Linked DNA regions of Homo sapiens: region 2 is linked to region 1. Evidence: chromatin loops called from intact Hi-C (ENCODE). Cell type or tissue: CD4-positive, alpha-beta T cell. All regions are shown on one strand. Each heading gives the region's core, and the rest is flanking DNA. Links, peaks and the distances in the headings are about the cores only.

Region 1 (8,000 bases), core at 1-8,000:
TTGCTGTTTTGCCCAGGCTGGACTGCAGTGGTGCTGTCTTGCCCAGGCTGGACTGCAGTGGTGCTATCTCGGCTCACTGCAGGCTCTGTCTCCCGGGTTCACGCCATTCTCCTGCCTCAGCCTCCTGAGTAGCTGGGACTACAGGCGCCCGCCACCACACCCAGCTAATTTTTTGTATTTTTAGTAGAGATGAAGTTTCACTGTGTTAGCCAAGATGGTCTCGATGTCCTGACCTTGGGATCCGCCCGCCTCGGCCTCCCAAAGTGCTGGGATTACAGGCATGAGCCACCACGCCCGGCCAAACACATTTAAATAACGGACATTTTTTTCACATTGTATAACGTGTTGCATAACATGACAAAAATCATAAATAGAAACAACATAGAAGGGCAGAGCAGAAGAGGCTCTGATTGGCTTTGTTTTGGCTAGGAAAGGCTTTCTAGAGGGTGATGGCTGAGCTGGAATTTACAAAATGAACAGAAACTCACTCCCTTTTGTTATCCTTTACGAAACTGAGAGGAGCATGAACCTAGCTGACTTTTTCTGCCAGGAAGTATGGAACCAGCAGAGAGAGGTCCTCATCCTAACATTGCCCAGTTTTTCCTCAACCCCATCCGTGCCCCTTTTCTTTTTCTTTTTCTTTTCTTTTTTTTTTTTTGAGACAGAGTTTCTATCTTGTCACCCAGGCTCGAGTGCAATGGTGTGATATTGGCTTACTGCAACCTCTGCCTCCCGAATTCAAGTGATTCTCCTGCCTCGGCCTCCCAAGTTGCTGGGATTACAGACATGCACCACCATGCCCAGCTAATTTTTGTATTTTTAGTAGAGACGGGGTTTCACCATGTTGGCCAGGCTTGTCTCGAACTCCTGACCTTAGGTGATCCACCTACCTTGGCCTCCCAAAGTGCTGGGATTACAGGTGTCACTGCCCCTTTTCATAGCCAATATTTTGTAATCCTTCCTTTCCCACCTGAAGTGAATGTCATCTATGCTATAACCTACCCATAATGTAATTTCAGAAAATCACTGTACTATCCCAAAGGCAATGAAAAGGAGAAATAAAAGGAAAGTATATAAAATAGTGTGTCTTCGTATATGTAAATACTCTAACACTGCTACACAAAGTCACATAATAAAATAGATTCCTTTTATATGTAGAATGGTGGTGAATAAAAAGTATAAATGTAAACAAATACGGGTGGGTTATATTTGCAACCCGCATGCCAATAGCAGCATCACCATCTGCAAGATAAGTTTCCAGAATGGTGGAAAAACTCAAAACAAACATTTCTAAACCAAACAAAGTACAGTCTTCCCTCAGCTTACACAATAATTGCATTTCTGGAAATTTGGTGCATATCAAAACTGTGCAAAAATATTTTTGTGTTTATATATAAAATGGACTTAGGTTCTGGGATCAAATAATTATAAACAAGTTTTTTTTTACACAAATGTCTGACAGGACATTCAAAAGTTATGTGGGACAAAAATCTTCACTTTGCAAAACTGTCCTGTGAATTACTAAATGCCAGTTATAGGCCCAAATTATAGTGATGACCCAAAAACCACCACACTTGTGCAAAACACTCCCTATGGGGTGGTATTGACCTCATTGAGAAGGTCTGACTTAATGCACCGGGCTTAACCATTCAGTCTGTGTCAGACACTGGAGCTGAGGAGGGGCTGTCCATCTTTGGGGAGAGGATCAGCAGTCTATGGAAGGCATCACGTTCCTATCCACATGAGGTCGTACCTACTATTCATTCATTCTTTCATTCAGTTCAGTGTTAATTAGCATACCTACTATATTCTAGACATTGCTGCAAGAACTAGAGAAGAACATTGAGATTTTAGAAAACAATACTAGGAAAACTCCTGCTCTTGTAGAGCTGATTCTAATCATTGCTTCTTTGTGGCTTTTTCCCAGACATCTGGGACTAGTATAACTTTTTTCTCCAGAAGATTCTGAAATGGGTCAGAGTTTAGCCCCAAACTGGAAAAGTCACTCTCTATTCTTCTTCCCATACTAAATTATGCCCTGGCATGTTGCCCAGCAGACCTCATCAGAGGTTCTGCAATAAGATCAAAGAATTCATGAAGATACTCTAAGATTCTGCTCCCAGTAAGAATATCAAAATCCTCTTGTGATCAAATTCCCAGGAAAATATTAAAAGATAAAGTCCTAAGGATATTAATGTATGAAATTATTACCTTTGAAAAGAATTGTAGTCCAATATCAAAGTCTATTGCCCTTGTGCATTAAAAGTTCATAGAAATTAAAATCCAAAAATTTTCTTTCCCAGTTTTTCTAACTGCTCAAGTCAATAGCTGGGTGAAATGTGGGATTTTGCCGTGGTTGTAGCAGAGCCTGCCTGCCACTAAGTTATTTGTACAATGCCTTCAGGATCTTTAGCAGATTCTAAAATGATCAGATTTCTAAAAGTTGAGAAAATATAACATTCTTCTCAGCACTTACCCACATCCACAAGACTTAGAACGTAATTCAAGCTCCAGGTCCATCGCAGTTGTGCCAGGAAATGTTTGCTCCCAGAATGTGGCCCGTAGCTGCGTATAATGGTGTAGATCCTAAAGGCACCATTTATATCCCAGTTTATATATGATTCCCCCTCCTCATCATTGGATAGGGCGTCCCCTGCAACGCATTGTAGGGCAACCTGGCAAAAGTCTGTAGTGAAGGTTTAGTGTTATCAGAGAACAAGAGAGCAGATAGAGATCTTGGGTTTGAGGCAGAGGAGTTTAGAGCCTCCTATGTCAGTTATCCCGAGGCCACAAGCTATTTCAACTCACTTAGGAGAAATCTTACTGTGGCAATGAATGAACTAACACAAGACCAGCTTGGGGCCAGGTATGTATGTCATTTCCTTCCATCCAGCCCTGGCTTCTGCCTCCTACCTTCCTTCACATTTACCAGTTATCCATTTAAAACCCAAATCTGATCTTACATCACGTAGGATCAGATCCAGACTCCTTGGATGAAATGTATGGAACTTCACAGCTTTGTTTGTTGGACTTCGTCATTTCTCCTGTTCTCTCACCCTGGCCTCCAGGGCCAATGAAGGGGGTCAGAAGTTGTTGACACGTGCCATGCATTTCACACTTCCATGGCCTGGCATTTATTACTGTCTGGCTGGGATACCCTTCCTGTTTTGTAGGTCTGGAAGGTCTTTTTTTTTTTTTTTGGGGACAGAGTTTCGCTCTTGTCGCCCAGGCTGGAATGCAGTGGTGCGATCTTGGCTCACTGCAACCTCTGCCTCCCGGGTTCAAGCAATTCTCCTGCCTCAGCCTCCCAAGTAGCTGGGATTACAGGCCTGCGCCACCACATCTGGCTAATTTCGTATTTTTAATAGAGATGGGGTTTCTCCATTTTGGTCAGGCTGGTCTCGAACTCCTGACCTCAGGCGATCCGCCTGCCTCGGCCTCCCAAAGTGCTGGGATTACAGGAATGAGCCACCACGCCCCGCAGGTCTGGAAGGTCTCTACTTACATTTAAGGGCCAACCCAAATGTCTGTCTCCATCACGTGGGTTCTCATGATACACTCCCATTATTTTATTGTAGCACTTATTTTTCTCTATTTTGTATATAATTTATATACACATATATTTATGTGTATGCATAGTGTATGTGCATATTACACAAATATATGTATTTGTATATTTAATTTGTAGACCTTTACTCTCCTTTGTTCATGAAGGGGTCTTATGTCTTGAAGATCTGGAAAGGGCTTTACATGTCCTTGTATGCCTGGGATCTAGCACAGAGGCCTGGCATACAGGTCCCAGAATAAAAATGCTTGCTAATATAAATGTGATCATAAAGACAGCAATGATTATCATGAAATTTTAACTTGTTTACCAGAAAAAGTGCATGACCTAAAACTTGGCAAATGTGCTCTTCCATGAAACAAAGGGGTGAAGATTAGAAAACTCGAGTTTCATCTGATTCTGAATTAACTAAAATCATGTTTAAGTTGGAAAGACAGTGCCATCTAGTGGTGCATTTCTTTTTCTTTTACAATGACTGGTTTTAGTCATTCCTGTCTTACATAATCCTAGCACTTTAGAATAATGTCAGTGGTCATGGTCATGGCTGTTCTGAGGCCTTGAACACATAGCTCTGTTATGAATTGAATATTTGGAGTTAGATACACACAGACACTCATTTTAGAAGTACAATGGAGATTACTCAGAAGAAAACATTTTCTAGTTATGTGTTTCAGGGAAATCCAAGCACCCACTATTTCGATGGATGTTTCTAGAAGGGAGCCATGGTTGGGAATTGTTCTGGGTGCTGGCGACACCACAGTGAAGAAGTCAGACAGAGTCTCTGTCTCCCCACACGTGGGACTTACATCCTTGTTGGGAAAGAGACCGGACAAAGTAAATAAACAATAAATAAGATCAGTTTTGATTATAATAGGAAAATAAAACAGGATGATGCTATGGGAGGGCAACATTCAATAGCATTGGCTTCTCTGAGGAGGTGACATGTCAGGTGAGGGCCCATGACAGGGAGTCCTTAGCTGTGTGGGTTCAGCTTCACCTGAGGAAGGAAGAGCAGCAGGAACAGGGCTGTGGACAGGAGTCCTCCTGGGATGAAGGAAGTGCAGCTAGCAGTGAGGTGTGGGCAGCCTGGGAAGGAGGCACAGGCCAGAGCAGCTGGGGCTTGCAGACTGTGGGAGGGAGCTGGAATTTTACTTTAGGTGCAATGGGGATCTGCCGAAGCATTTTAGACAGAGCAGGAGCATCACCTCATTGGAGTTTGCAGACATGCAGGCAGTTCAGTGGAGAACACTATGGCTGCTCCGGAATTAGGCCTATTAAGAAGATGTTTCAGTGGGAACAGGTGAAGGACGATGGAGATCACCTGGAGATGGAGCCCTCTGGGATATATTTTGAAGGTAGATTGGAGTAGTTGTGGAGTGAAGAGAGAGAGAGAGGAATCAGAGATGACTAAAGTTGTAGGCTTGAAACATTGAGGTAAAGATGGCTCTGGGAGAACAGTTTTGGGAGGGCTAGTGGGACAGAGGAATCAAAGCACTTGTTTATTTATTTATTAGATATTTATTGAGAGCCTCTCACGTGCAGACACTTTTCTAAAAACTGGGAACATGGCAGTGAGCAGAAAAGAAATCTGTACATTCATGGAACTTGTATTGTCTTCAGAGAGAAAGCCAATGAAATAAGCAAGTTTAGCCTGGACAACATAGGAAGACCCCATCTCTAAAAATTTTTTTTAATTAGCTAGGCATGGTGGCATGCACCTGTAGTCCCAGGTACTTGGGAGGCTGAGGTGGGAGGATCACTTGAGCCCAGAAGTTCAAGGTTGCAGTGAGCTATGATTGCAGCACTGCACTCCAGCCTGGGCAACAGCGTGAGACCTTATTTCAAAAAAAAAAAAAGCTAAATATGTAGTATATAGAAGAAGGTAACAGTTGCTGTGGAGAAAAATCAAGCAGGAAAGGAGATGGGAATGTTGGGAGAGTTTACATCTGGAAGGCCTTATTGAGTTGGGGATATCTTTTTTTTTTTTTTTTTTTTGAGACAGTCTTGCACTGTCACCCAGGCTGGAGTGTAGTGGCACCATCTCAGCTCACTGTAACCTCCACCTCCTAGATTCAAGTTATTCTCCTGCCTCAGCCTCCCAAGTATATGGGATTACAGGGGTGTACCACCACGCCCGGCCGAGTTGGGGATATGTGAGTAAAGACCTGAAGAAATGCACGAGGACAAACTATGTGGATATACAGGGAAGAGCATTCCAGGCAAAGTGAACAGCAAATGCCATACCCAAGAAGCAGCAACACACCTGGTTTGGCTCAAGAAGCGGAATCGAACAAAGTGAAGACAATAAGAAATTAGATTAGAAAGGTCAGGGGTGGGAGAGGAGAGAAAGCCATTGTGATGCCTTTGGCTGTTTGATTGAGTGGATGGGAAGCAGTTAGGAGGATTTCAGCAGAGCAGTGACATGGTGTGACTTACATTTTAACAGTATCCTCTCGATGACATTTTGAGGATACACTAAAGAGGAACACGAGCAGAATCAGGGGCTTCATGGGAGGCTGCAGTGATCATCTAGGCAAGAGATCAGAGCAGTTGGGGCCATAGTGTGAGTCGGTGCAGAGGTTAAAGTAGCAGTGGGTGAGCGGACTCTCATAACACCTTCTTTTAAAAATCATATATTTCCCAAAGAGGAAAAAAATGTTAGGCGTCATAACAGGTTTTTCCTGAAAGTCATAATATAATCAATCCAATTATAATTCTGTTCCTAAATTAAGACTACCTCTAAGAAAATCAATGTAAAAATGTTTACCGTGACCTATTGCAACTTCGCGTCCAATTTAGTGTGAAATATGCAATTTTTTGTAAGTAATGGAGAAGTAATGAATTGTTTTTCTTCTCAGTTATATGATGGGGATAGTGAAAATGCGAACTTGGCTGGAACGTTTTGTGGTTCCACAGTACCTGCTCCTTTTATCTCTTCTGGTAACTTCCTTACGGTTCAATTCATCAGTGACTTAACATTAGAGAGGGAAGGATTTAATGCTACATACACCATCATGGACAGTGAGTAAATAGAAGCATTTTTATATGTTATGAAATACACATGTATTTATGCACTGAAAAGAATGCCCTGCTTATTATATCGAAATTTCAATGTTAATTACTAAACTCAATGTCAATTACTATCTAAACTCAATGTCAATTGCTAAACACCATGTTAATTACTGTATGTTTAATCTGTGGTACAAATTTGATACAATCTTTAGTCAAGGATATAAACCCTGAATTCTTAATAGAGTAATGAAAATATAGCTCCTCCGGGGTGGGAGGCAGGGAAGACAGAATTGCAAAGATTGCCTGAGATGAGACATGAATAAAATGTCTCCTGTGTTGCTTTTTCCTCCCTCTCCAGTGCCTTGTGGTGGAACATACAATGCAACTTGGACCCCACAAAATATTTCATCACCCAATTCATCAGACCCAGATGTCCCATTTTCCATCTGTACTTGGGTCATTGATTCCCCTCCGCATCAGCAGGTCAAGATAACTGTGTGGGCATTACAGCTGACCTCGCAAGACTGCACGCAGAATTACTTACAGCTTCAGGACTCACCGCAGGTAACAATTATAAGATGAATGGCAGTCACATCTAGTGACCTTTTCACCAGTATTTGCAAAACACTTGAAGTAATGAAGCCATGATGAAATAATTTTCTTTTTTTTAATTATACTTTAAGTTTTAGGGTACATGCGCACAATGTGCAAGTTTGTTACATATGTATACATGTGCCATGTTGGTGTGCTGCACCCATTAACTCGTCATTTAACATTAGGTATATCTCCTAATGCTATCCCTCCCCCCTCCCCTCTTCCCCCACCCCACAACAGGCCCCGGTGTGTGATGTTCCCCTTCCTGTGTCCATGTGTTCCGATTGTTCAATTCCCACCTATGAGTGAGAATATGCGGTGTTTGGTTTTTTGTCCTTGCGATAGTTTGCTGAGAATGATGGTTTCTAGCTTCATCCATGTCCCTACAAAGGACATGACCTCATCATTTTTTATGGCTGCATAGTATTCCATGGTGTGTATGTGCCACATTTTCTTAATCCGGTCTATCATTGTTGGACATTTGGGATGGTTCCAAGTCTTTGCTATTGTGAATAGTGCCGCAATAAACATACGTGTGCATGTGTCTTTATAGCAGCATGATTTATAATCCTTTGGGTATATACCCAGTAATGGGATGGCTGGATCAAATGGTATTTCTAGTTCTAGATCCCTAAGGAATCACCACACTGACTTCCACAATGGTTGAACTAGTTTACAGTTCCACCAACAGTGTCAAAGCGTTCCTATTTCTCCACATCCTCTCCAGCACCTGTTGTTTCCTGACTTTTTAACAATCACCATTCTAACTGGTGTGAGATGGTATCTCATTGTGGTTTTGATTTGCATTTCTCTGATGGCTAGTGATGAT
Region 2 (13,271 bases), core at 2,532-10,531, 900 kb before region 1:
TACAAATTTTGTGTATGAATAAGAATTATTGAGCATTTGAAGAGAGTTATTGAATAGCTTGACTCTGGAGAAAGAAGTCTCTTACCCAGGCCTAAAATTCCATTTTGAATGCTCAATTTTTATTTCCATTTATGAGAATTTAAAACTGGCACTAGCTTTCTATTTCCCGCCTGTAACATTCCTCTGATTCATAATCTTCCTCCACCTTTATTTTTTTAATTTTTTGAGACAGAGTCTCGCTCTGTCTCCCAGGTTGGAGTGCAGTGGTGCAATCTCAGCTCACTGCAACCTCTGTCTCCTGGGTTCAAACGATTCTCCTGCCTCAGCCTCCCTAATAGCTGGGATTACAAGCACCCATCACCACACCTGGCTAATTTTTGTATTTTTAGTAGAGACGAGGTTTCATCCTATTGGCCAGGGTGGTCTCGAACTCCTGGCCTCAAGTGATCCACCCACCTCGGCCTCCCAAAGTGCTGGGATTACAGGTGTGAGCCACTGCTTCCGGTCACCTTTACAAGATTACCCCATGAGTGTTAGCACTCATGTGACGTGACCTGTGACCAGTGTTTTCTACCTCCTGGAATGCCCTGGTCACTGGCTGTGGTTTCTTTAGGAGGAAGGCTGTGATTCTCACTTTCTGCCTGCCACAAGTCCAACTCCATGTAAAGAAACAGTTGCATGTGTTCGCATTGTCCTTTGAACACTTCCTGCGTGCAGATCACGGCAGTCCCTGTTAACTCACGTTCTGCTTAGGGAGATAACACAAGTGCCCCGCAAAGACCCGAGGACACTGGTGGAGTAAGTACTCTGGGCGAGTTAGGACTGGGAAGGGTGACCTGCCCACAGTCCATCTCCCTTCTTCAGCCACATCTTCTTGAATGAATGGGTCCTGGGCCATAGAGTGTCCAGCCATCTATGTGTAGCCTGGCACAAACCAGGTCAATCGGATTCTCACCCTTAGGAATTTGAACTCAGAAACATGGGGAGAATTTGGTAAGTGGAGCTAAAGAAGGTCATGAGTTTGAGTCAGAATTAGAGCAAGCCAAACTCTACGGGCTGGAACCTCCACTCCTGGCATGTTGTCAATTCTATCTGATGAATGAACAAATAGAAGCCAGGCGGGGAGGGAATAGAAGAGTGAGTTGAGCAAGGAACCTGGGAGTGAGAAGGCTAGGACAGATCAACAGGGAGAAGCAAGCATGCCAAGAAAGACCAGTCTTTACAGGTGTCTGAGTTGTTGAACTTTCCAGCTCACATGTGCCCTTACAAAAGGTGGTCTTTCTTCTTTGCTAGAGAAAGGGCTTGAGAATAAGACAAAGGAGTGTGTTTATGAGCAGAGGCCAAATACCATTCAGAAACCCCATGGAAAATTACCAGAAAATACAGGGGAAAGGATGGAAAAAACTCACAGTTTATCAGAGAAGCCTTCTCAGAGGAGGTAAGCTTTGTATCAGTCTTTCTGTTGACTCAAAGCGGTAGCTGTATATTGCTACAGCAATTTTCTCTGTATAGTGTAATAATATTTCCTTTGAAAAATTGTTCTGGCTGGGTGCAGTGAAATACTGCAATCCCAGTATTTTGGGAGGCCAAGGTGAGAGGATTGCTTGAGGCCAAGAGTCTCAGACAAGCCTGGGCAACATGGCAAGACCCTGTCTTTACCAAAAAAAAAAAAAAAAAAATTAAAAATTTAGCCAGGCATTGTGGCATGCACCTATAGTCCCAGCTATTAGGGAGGCTGAGGTGGGAGGATTGCTTGAGCCCAGGGGTTCGAGGCTGCAGTGCACTTTGATTGCACCTGTGAACAGCAAATACATTCTAGCCTGTGGTAACAGAGGGAAACCCTGCCTCTAAAAATAATAATGATTTTTTTCAAGGAAAAATAGTTCTAAGAATGTTCATGATGTAGTAAGATAGGGAAGAGGGTGGGACAGAGAAGCAAGATACAGATACTATGTCTAACAACATCAGTGGTACAATCTTTTTGATTTCAAATATTGTAGTTGTAGGTTTCTACGTAAATTTTAAAATCCAGGAAGATACTTGTCAAACTGTTCACAGGGCTGTCCCTAGAGCATGGGTGAAGTGGGGTGGAGGGAGTTCAATAACAATTTTGTGCTTTTTTTTAAAATCTATCCTCCACCAATTTGATTTCCCTTACTTTATAGAAGCCAAATAATCAAACTGCACTTCAATTATCCTTTTAACGGTAGTACCTAAGAGCAGCGAAATAGTCAAGAGGCAAGCAGAAGACAGGAGACAGGTTTGAACCACTGTTTTCTGGCTGGGCCTTTGGGTGGAATTGGATCATCCTCTCCTGCTTTCATAGGAAAAGGCTGAAAAGGGAAGCTTCATCCTTCTACAGACCCTTGTTTTCTCTCCTGCTCCTCTGTGCAACCTTTTCTTACTCTGCTTTTCCAAGCGGAATTAAGTCATCCCTCCTTTCTCAAAACACCTTTTTTTTTTTTTTTTGAGACAGAGTCTTGCTCCGTCACCTGGGCTGAAGTGTAGTGGCGCAATCTCGGCTCACTGCAACCTCCGCCTCCCAGGCTCAAGCGATTCTCCTGCCTCAGCCTCCAGAGTAGCTGAGATTATAGGCATCAGTCACTATGCCCAGCTAATTTTTGTATTTTAGTAGAGATGGGGTTTCGCCATGTTGGCTAGGCTGGTCTCGAGCTCCTGACCTCAAGTGATCCACCCGCCTCAGCCTCCCAAAGTGCTGGGATTACAGGCGTGAGTCACTGTGCCCAGGCTCAAAACATCTTTTGGATACTTGTAGGGTAGCACAAATGATAAAATGTTCTTATACCATTCATTTACACACTGGGTCCCTCACAAAACCGTGAGCTCCTGGAAGGCAGAGAGCATCTGCTTTTCATCTGTGCATCCTCATTTCTCAGCACAGTGCCAAGCACACAACGGTCCCTTAATATGTATTCCTGGAAAAAAGGAATGCACAAGAGAAGTATAAGAGAAGTGGAGACGGCCAGGCATAGTGGCTCATGCCTGTAATCCCAGCACTTTGGGAGGCTGAGGTGGGCAGATTGCTTGAGCCCAGGAGTTCAAGACCAACCTGGACAACATGGCAAAACCCCATCTCTATGAAAAATACAAAAATTATCTGGGCATGGAGGTGTGTGCCTGTAGTCCCAGCTACTCAGGAGACTGAAGAGGAAGCATCGCTTGAGCCCAGGAGGTTGAGCTATGATTGCGCCACTGCACTCCAAACCTGGGCAACAGAGACCCCGTCCTCCTTCCAACTCAAAAAGAGAGAGAGAAGTGGTGAGTTAGGAATAAAAATTAGAAAAAAAAATTAAAGAAATAAGAATACGGCAGAGAAAAAAAAATAGACAGAAGTAGGCAGCAGAAGGAATGTGAAGGGATTTGATCATGGTTAACTCTTTTTTTATTCCAAGGGAGAGTGAGCTGTCTCCCACGCTGACATTTCAGAAGGAGAAATCATGTTCTATGAGTCTCAATTCAATCTACTCACTCAGTCTACAGGCTTCAATTTCCTCGCTCGCTCCTCCTTACCCTTGCAATGCTTGGCTCCAAATAAAGCTACCAGATCTCTTTCTCCACAGCATGGCTCCTTGGGGTCTCAAGGTAAAAGAGAAAAGACAAAGTCGCTGTGGATTGCAGAACTGATTAATCTCGTGATGCCTGTTGAAAAAGACTATGACCCTTTTCAAGCATTCACCACGGCTTCATAGATGGGAGTGCTACAATATTTCCCCAGCCTTCTCCAATCTGTGGGCCCTCAGAAAATGCACACGCCCTAATGGGTTTGCACCATTAATGAAGGAGACTGGAGAGGACTGTCTGGTATTTCTCTGACCCGAGGCATGGCCTTCAATTATGTCAGAGTCTTCAGCCCTTTTAAGGTGTCATTTGCCTGAGTTTCACAGAAAGGATTATGAAGCAGCGAAGGTTCCTTCATGAGGGATAGAGCAACTAGCGACCTTGGCAAAGAAAAAGAAAGCTATTATGCCAACACTAAGCTACTGGGAGGAAATAATCCCAGACCCCTGACTTGGAGACAAAGACAACGGGAGATGAAAGAGGGTTTAAGATCACCTACCTACCCTTCAGCTGGGACCCGTTTACTCCAATCCTGATTCCTGCCCTTCTAAGTCCTCTGATAAGTGTGCCATGCAGTTGTACTGTGGTAACTGGAAAGACATGGAAGGGGACATTTTCAAACCACCCAGATTCTTTACTTGGATTAACCCAGTACTGATTCGAGGAACTCTGCGCCTTACTTTGCTCTTTAATGCTGGGTTTAACAGCTTCCTGGTAGGAAACAGATTTGGGTTTCTGAAGCTGGATCCGTGGTGAAAAGACTGAGCCTTGTGGTTAGAGTTCACTTCCATGTAGGAGTGTTGATGCAGTGTTTTTTATTTTAGTAAGCAGAAGATATCATTCTGTGCAGGGGAACACCTGTTCTCCACACTTCCAACTGTCATTTCCTTCCTGCAGGCAGGAAGTCAAAAATCGAGTCTCTAAAATTGTTAGGAAGATCATTTGTAATCTCAAGGTTTGCTCATTGTTTTCAGTGTAGGGTCTGTGAAACACAATGTACAAACTGCCAGGAATGTTCTGGCATATCCGTGGTTTGTTTCCTGTGATCTTATGATGTGCAAAAAGACAGGAGCTAGTGGCAGTGAAACTGCTCTTGGGATGGAGCTGAATGTACATAGAGCCTAGGGAAGAAGTGAAAGTAGGTTCCGGGGCCTGGTTTACTGATTATTTGAAATTTCCAGAGTTGCTGATCATCGCACGCAGGCATGACCAATCAATCACTTGAAGAGAATTTAGTAAGATGATATTACTATCTGATATAAGCCCCCTTGACCAATTTCATGCTATCATAGTCCAGATTATGCTAAATATATACTATAGGAAAAAGTATTATTTCATCTGTTTGGCTATCAAATAAGCAACTTTGTAAAAGCAAAGGTGACAGTGTATTCACTTTTGTGGCCCTTTTATAACTGGTGACTCTATTGTTGTTTTTTTTTTTGTTTTTGTTTTTGTTTCTTGAGACGGAGTCTCGCTGTGTCACCCAGGCTGGAGTGCAGTGGCGCAATCTCAGCTCACTGCAAGCTCCGCTTCCTGGGTTCAGGCCATTCTCCTGCCTCAGCCTCCTGAGTAGCTGGGACTACAGGTGCCCACCACCAAGCCCAGCTAAATTTTTGTATTTTTAGTAGAGACGGGGTTTCACCGTGTTAGCCAGGATGGTCTCGATCTCCTGACCTTGTGATCTGCCCTCCTGGGCCTCCCAAAGTGCTGGGATTACAGGTGTGAGCCACCACGCCTGGCCGACTCTGTTCTTGAAATTAACAAAATGTATAGGAAATCCTTACTTAAAAAAAAAATTATGCTCCCTTAAAATGTCATTCCATTAAAATTTCCCAGATCTTAAAAGGGAAAGAAAGTGAATTAAAATTTCCGACTCCACTATGTAGTCATCACACAAATTGTGTGTGTGGTAATGTGTAAATGAGCTAGAAATTTTTAAAAAACTGTATTAAAGGAAAAAAGGAAGTCCCTTCACTGTTTGCAACAATTCTCAAATTTTATTTTTCAAGGGACTAAAACAAGTTAGCCTTTTGGTATTCCAGAGTAACAAATTTAAACAGACAAAAATGTAGGTTCAGGCCTAATCAATTAGCATAAATTCATCCCAAAGTTCACAAGGATGCTTTAAACTAAATTTCCCACATCTTCACTGTTGAGGACTTAATAAGTTTGCAACTCTCCAATTCTTCCGTACGTAACTTAAAATATCTTAAAATAACTATTAGTAGTCCTGCCCACCATATATTCACAAAGTAAGCAAAAATGATAATTGTGCAGTTAATGTGATCACTGTAGATAAAAGTTAAAATTTCTAGCCGGGTGCGGTGGCTCATGCCTGTAATTCCAGCATTTTGGGAGGCCAAGGCGGGCGGATCACCTGAGGTCGGGAGTGGTGAGCCAAGATCGCGCCATTGCACTCCAGCCTGGGCAAAAAGAGCAAAAATCCGTCTCAAGAAAAAAAAAAAAAAAAAATTCTGAGTGATCTGCCTGTATGCAGTGCTTCCTTACTCCACTGGGTGGCGCAGGTTTGGTTTTGTTCTGTTTTCATCACAATTTTTGAGTTGATACCCACATATACGTATGTATTTTTTTGGGACACGGTTTCACTCTGTTGTCCAGACTGGAGTGCGGTGGCGCGATCTCGGCTGACTGCAACCTCTAACTCCGGGGTTCAAGCGATTCTCCTGCCTCAACCTCCCGAATAGCTGGGATTATAGGCATGCACCACCATGCCCGACTAATTTTGTATTTTTAGTAGAGACGGGGTTTCACCATGTTGGCCAGGCTGGTCTCAAACTCCTGACCTCAAGTGATCTGCCTGCCTCGGCCTCCCAAAGTGCTGGGATTGCAGGTGTGAGCCAATGTGCCTGGCCTTGAGTTGATATTTTAAAAGATATTATAGGCTTGAAATCTTCCAACCTTAATTATTCCTTTTTAAAATTTAGGCTATTAAGTTGTGAGTCTTGTGGAGGATCATACGCCATCTTGAACTATGTAAATTTGGCTCATTTAGTTTGATATTTAGTGAGGTACGTCAGAGCTCATCTCAAAAGCCACTTAGATCAAAGCCCTAGGCTTCACCATAATTTTCCAGGCCTTCCACGATCTCTCCCCTACCACCTCTCTCTCTGACTAAATTTCCTCTCTCCTTGTCCTCCTCAATATTCTTCAAACACACCAAGCATAAAGGCTTCTGTTAGACTTTGCCCTGTTATTCTCTTGGCCTGGAAAACTCCCCAGAGATATCCAAAAAGCCAACCGCCTCCCGTTCTTCAGGTCTTAAGTGACATCTTCTCATGAGATAATTTATCTAAAATTTCATCAACTCCCCCAGCTTCCTATCCCTCTTTCTGCCTCATTTTTATCATGTAACACTATCTAACATAATATTTTACTTTTATGTTACTTGCCTGTCTCCCTCAAACTGAAATGTAAGTTTCTTGACAGCAGGAATTTTTACCAATTTTTTTTCCTTGAGACGGAGTTTCGTTTTTCTTGCCCAGGCTAGAGTGCAATGGTACGGTCTGGGCTCACTGCAACCTCCGCCTCCTGGGTTCAAGCAATTCTCCTGCCTCAGCCTCCCAAGTAGCTGGGATTACAGGCGCCCGCCACCATGCCCGGCTAATTTTTTTGTATTTTTAATAGAAACAGGGTCTCACCATGTTAGCCAGTCTGGTCTTGAACTCTTGACCTCAGGTGATCTGCCTGCCTCACCCTCCCTAAGTGCTGGGATTACAGATGTGAGCCACCGTGACTGGGCACCAATTTTTTTTTGAGACAAGGTCTCACTCTGTTGCCAGGCTGGAGTGTAGTAGTGCAATCCTAGCTCACTGCAGCCTTGAAATCCTGGGCTCAAGTCATCCTCCCACCTCAGCCTCTTAAGTAACTGGGACTTAGGTGGTGCATATCACCACCTTAGCCACCTCCTGCCTAATTTTTATTTAGTAGATACAGGGTCTCGCCATATTGCCCAGGCTGGTCTCAAACTCCTATCTTCAAGTGATGCTCCCACCTCAACCTCCCAAAATGCTAGGACTATAGGCATGAGTCTAATTTTGTTTGTTTGTTTGTTTGTTTTTTAATAGTTTAAGCACAGAGAATGGGCCAGTTGTTATTCAGGAAATTTTACCTGAACCTCCAGGTTGAGCACACGAGTTCAAGACCAGCCTGGGCAACATGGTGAGACTCCATCTCCACAGAATATCAAAAACTGGCCACACGTGGTGGTACACGCCTGTAGCCCAGCTACTCAGGATGCTGAGGTGGGAGGATTGATTAAGCCCAGGAGGTCAAGGCTGCAGTGAACTATGATCATGCCACTGTATTCCAGTCTGGGCAATAGAGTGAGATCCCGTCTCAAAAAAAAATAAATTACAATAAAATTCATTTAAAAATTGAGCAGACATTTATTGCAATTCATGAATCAGGACAGCATCTCATTCTATAAAATAGTATAAAAACCTTGACGAGTAGAGCAGAAGAGACTGGCTGTATAGACAGAAAAGGGCTGAAGAGAGCAGAAATAAGAAACGAATAGCAGATATGGTCTTTTAATAATTACTTTATAAGTTTACATCAGAGGGGGCCTCCTTAGCATGTTGGCTCAGGTACACTGGGCCCCTTCTGATTGGCTGCTATAAATCTCCAGGTGTTTGGAAAACTTCTCAAAGTTCAATTTGATGACATGGCACTTTCAACTTTCAACTGGTGACTGCATTTGGGTTTAGTCTGATCTGCTGGGAGCCTAGATCAAAATAATGGCCTCCCATAAATTTCATTCAACACTAGTCTAGCTGGATTCTTTCAAAGGTCCTAATGGAAATACACTAAATTTGCTACAAAACACTGAGATAACCAAAGACCAGATCTAATTACCCAGCTGCAAGCAGTATTGGTCCCTATTTCTTCTTATCATACTTACATTCTAACCTTGTGCTATAGTTTCACATGCATATTTCTCTTATTCATTTTACTTCCTTAAAGGTGGTGACAGTATCTTGTGTTGGGGGAATCCCAAGACCACCACCCGTTTCAATAAATGTGTAGGAATCACAGGAGTCAGATATGATTGTACTCAGGGCTATGATTTTTTACACTGAAAGAACTTGAAGGAAAATCAGCAAAGGGAAATGGCACAGGTGATGAAGTCCATGGGAAACAGGGTACCAGTTTGCACAAGTCCTCTCCCAGTTGAGTCAAACAGGACCTGTTGAGTTCCCGCAGCAATGGGCCATGACAACACATGAAATGTTGCCACCAGGAAAGCTCCTCAGTGACTCGGTGCCCATGGTTTTTACGGGGCGCTGGTCGCCAAGGCACATTCTGCCTGGAACCCACCAAACTTCCAGACTCCCAGAAGGCAAGCAGGTGTTCAGCATAAACCACATCATTGACGCAAATCATTTAGGCACAGTGAGCCACTCTTATCAATTCTGGGAATTGTGGGAACCCTCCCGAAATTTAAGTTCCCAGACGCCAGCCAAGGGCCAACTTTGTAAACAGGCCTTTCAAAAGACAGCAGTCCAGCCTGCTCAGTTAACTGTTTTCTGTCCACTTACTCAATGTTAGATCCTTCTAGTGGTTAAACATCTGCTAAATTCTATTTTGACCTTTATATCATTGTTAAAATGAAACAATGGGAATTAAATGAAAACATCATACATACCAACAATTAGTTACACTTTTAAACTGTTTGCATGTATATTTTTTAAAACTGTATCTTGCCATTTGAGTATATTTTTTGTTCCTATATTATTTAAGCATGGATAAGCCAATTTAATGTAAACACCTAGTCATCATCGTAAGTACAGAAGTAAACAAAATGTAATGGTTTAAATCACCACCAAAGAGGTAGTGGCCCAGGTATGACTTCTATTTTCAACATTTATGTATGATCTGACTTAAGGTATTTAAATTAATCTATATGACCCTCCTCTGTAATAACAATAATACTTTGGACTTACAGTACAAGGCCAGCATCAGACTGTTGATGGATTGATTCAGGCTAGTAATAAACCTACTAGTCTCAATAATTTAAAATATTTGGATGACTGGGAGCCGGGTATGGTGGTGTGCCCCTATAGGCTCAGCTACTTAAGAGGCTGAGGTGGGAGGATCACTTGAGCCTAGGAGTTCAAGACCAGCCTGGGCAACATGGCAAGACCCTGTCTCTTTTAAAAAAACAAAAATTTTTTTGAGTGACTGGACAACTCTAATTGCTGGTAGGATCCAAGCCTACTGATGCTAACAGATATTTCAGCAAGACTCTGGTGGAGTCTGAAGTAAGCCCCTGTGGCTCACCAGGGGGTTGTAAGAATGACTTCTGCTGTGCCATGACAGGGCCCAAAATGATGCTCTACAAATCAGACACTGTGTCCTTGGGAAGAGAAGAAAGCGAAGTGAAACGTCTGCCTTGGCAGATCACCAGTGACTTTTATCATCTTTTTTCTCCCTGGAAGATGCCAATGACCACAATCTACAAAATCCTGCCTAGTGTGTTTCCTTAACAGACTCCACTCTATTGCAAAGGACTCGTATATGCTTAAAGGAAAGCACAGAGGTTCCTTTGATTTTGACTTGGAATATAACTGGTTCCTCTTCACAGCTCCTGGCTATCATGGGAATAATGAGACAAGAGGCTCAACTGGTAGGATGGGGCAAGATTAGGGGAAGCCTTGAAATCTAGGCTGGAGAGTTTTAAACCAACTCTAGGATAGAGGTTCATAAGAAAGGCTACAGAAAAGAGTTCTAGGCCGGGTGTGGTGGCTCATGCCTGTAATCCCAGCACTTTGGGAGGCGGGCAGATCACCTGAGGTCAGGAGTTTGAGACCACCCTGGCCAACACGGCAAAACTCCATCTTTACTAAAATTACAAAAAAAAAAAAAAATATCAAGGCATGGTGGTGGGCACCTATAATCCCAGCTACTCAGGAGGCTGAGGCAGGAGAATCTCTTGAACCTAGGAGGCAGAGGTTGCAGTGAGCCGAGATCGTGTCACTGCACTCCAGCCTGGGTGATACAGCGAGAGTCCGTCTGAAAAAAAAAAAAAAAGAGTTCTAAAGGGTCCCTGAAACACCTGAAATTATACGTAAACCTCTGGGCAGGAGTATTTTTCTAGTGAAAGGGTCCCTAGCTTTCCTCAATTTTCAAAGGTAATTGTGACCTCAGAATGTCTGTGAAGCTTTACACCAAGTAGGTGAAGACACTTGTTGGAAAGGAGGAGGCTGCATAGTATCAGTGTTTCCCAAACTAGTGTGACCTAAGGACTCCTGCGGGGGTGGGGAGGCACCTGCTAATTATAGCTTTCCAGTCCCATCCCAGATTGACTCAATCAGAATCTGCAGGCAAAAGGCCTGGGAATCTGTATTTTACCAAGTACCCCTCTGATGTCGTTTGGAAAATAGAGGACTTGGGCATCTTTAAAATCCATATGTCAGGTTAAACATTTCACAACTCCCGGATTTTTATGGGCCTATTTCTATTGGTAAAGGCCTGCAGTACTCTATTTCTTGAGGGTTGCTAGGAAAATGGCCCCTCAGGGGCTCACTTCTGATGCTTTCAGAAGACGTGGCTCTGAAGTTCCCTGCATCTAATTCTCTTCTCCGGAAAATTCAAATTGAACCATTTTAAAAATCTTGATCCACATTATAATTCATTATGTGAATCTCTAACAGAAAATTAAGACATAAAGGCAACAGCTACCCCTTGTCTAGCATACGGCCTATAGCATGACCATCCTTCTAATTCTGCGGAGAAACATCAGCCCCTGCTCTTTAATTGTTGAGAAAACCCAGAATGGTCCACATATTAAGGAAATAAAATTGTAAAAATCGGTGCATTCCAGATGTCATGAGAAAACAGTGAATCATAAATGAACTGTCCTGCAGCGTTATGTTTTTTCCCAAATAATCTGTCTGAAGTCTAGATCATCTTCCGTTAAATGGCTAATTTGGATTTTTCAAGAGTCAATCTCAGCAGCGCCACCTACTGATAATTTAAATTCAGTACTTTATGTAAATTCTTAGCAATGTACACAGCAAATTAACTCGAAAGAACCTAGAACATGTTTTGGGTTTTCATAAAATAATAGGCATGGTAATATAACTGCCAGAGGAAAAATTTAATGTTTTTGCAGGTGGTGAGCTAGACAATGCCTGCTTCAATTGAGTATGTCTCCAGCATGCTGGCTCTCCTCCACTTCTCTCCCTGTCCTCAATATTTCCCCATCACTCTGTATTCGAGTTGGGTTTGGCCAGTGAGAGGACTGGCAGGAGGCCAAAGGGCAGCAGGAGAAGCGAGGGTGTTGATTCCCTTGTCCCTCTTTCCCACTCACTGTGCCAGTTTCAGCTCTGTCAGTCCATCCCTCCTCCTAGGCCCAGCAATCACTGTACACACTTGCCGCTGAACGCTTGCTCCTTTGGGCCCAGGGTGGTGACAGTTGAGGGTGTCTGTTCCCTTGGCCTTCAGTAAGTAGTTCTTTCAGAAAAGCCTGTCCCCTGAAGCTCCTGAGTGTGATTCTCCAGGGCTCTGGAGACCCAGCTTGCATACGGTGAAGTGGAACTGGCCACCCACTCAACATTTATAAAGTGAATATTGCAAAAATGATTGCTCCTGGTGTAATAGCAGATAATAAAGATTCCATTATTTTCTGCGAGAAGCTTAAATTTACACACATGAAGGGGATTAGGGTTGACAAAAACCATTTTTAAGGGATGTGATTCAGCATAACTACTTAAATTTCTATACACAATTTTATTAATCTTAGGTATTGAATAGGTAGAACTTTGGACCAAGTATGTCTCTATAGTTCCCCGCAGAAGTCTGACCTAGTTTACTACCATCAGGTTAGAACGCTAAGGTTTATTTAAACAATCTTAAATAAGCAAACTAAAAACCTGGAACCAATTCTTTAACCTACACTTAATGTAGACTTCCACATTCTAATGAGACATTCTTACATGCAAATGCTTAATCTGGAGTCCTCCTGTGGGACACGCACACACACATGGAGAGAGAAAAATACAAAATTCTCCATTAGTGCAAGACCCTGGAGAACAAGGACCTGATTCATTCTCCCCTGTGGCCTCCAGCATTCTCAGGAGGGGCTTCCCACACAGCAGAGACTGAATCAATTGTTCAGTGACAAGATGGGAGACAGCACACCATGGCGGACACAAGCACAAAGGTTGCCTAGGTTTGTACCCCAGCTATGCCACCTGCTGGATGAACTTGGGCAAATAATTAATCTCTCTGTGCCTCAGTCTCCTCACCTATGGCAGGGGGTTATTAGTATCATCCTAGTTTCAATGAGTTATTTGAAAAGCACTTAGACTGGTGCCTGTCCCATAGTAAGGACAAGATAAGAGCATGTTGAATAAATAAAGGGATGGTATTTTTCACATCACCTGGAGCCACTGTAGCTGGAAGGGCCTTTAAGAGAGATATAATTTTTTCATTTTATTTTATTTATTTAAATATTTATTTATTTATTTATTTTTGAGATGGAGTTTCACTCTTGTTGCCCAGGCTGGAGTGCAATGGCATGATCTTGGCTCACTGCAACCTTCGCCGCCCAGGTTCAAGCAATTCTTCTGCCTCAGCCTCCTGAATAGCTGGGATTATAGGCACGCACCACCATGCCTGGCTAATTTCTGTATTTTTTTTTTTTTTTTTTTTTTAGTATAGGCAGGGTT

What was found. Peaks named below come from ENCODE experiments on the same cell type or tissue, not always from the same donor. Only the 100,000 strongest peaks of a DNase experiment are listed, where the experiment ranks them.
Region 2: a loop joins it to region 1, with 3 times the contacts of the local background. A loop is called at or near these places in 5 of 110 quality-filtered maps.

The regions. Positions count from the first base shown.
Region 1 is chr10:16,839,471-16,847,470 of GRCh38, reverse strand. It overlaps CUBN (cubilin), which reads left to right. Exons shown (of 67, transcript NM_001081.4): 61 at 6,424-6,586; 62 at 6,936-7,141. Among named protein-coding and RNA genes, the nearest start is that of RSU1, 26 kb to the right of the region's middle. In CD4-positive, alpha-beta T cell, for the core only: CTCF peaks have their summits at 3,804 and 4,005 (motif pointing left); a DNase peak (open chromatin) is centred at 4,010.
Region 2 is chr10:17,735,865-17,749,135 of GRCh38, reverse strand. No RefSeq gene overlaps it. Among named protein-coding and RNA genes, the nearest start is that of TMEM236, 9.7 kb to the left of the region's middle. In CD4-positive, alpha-beta T cell, for the core only: CTCF peaks have their summits at 5,898 and 6,099 (motif pointing right); a DNase peak (open chromatin) is centred at 6,105.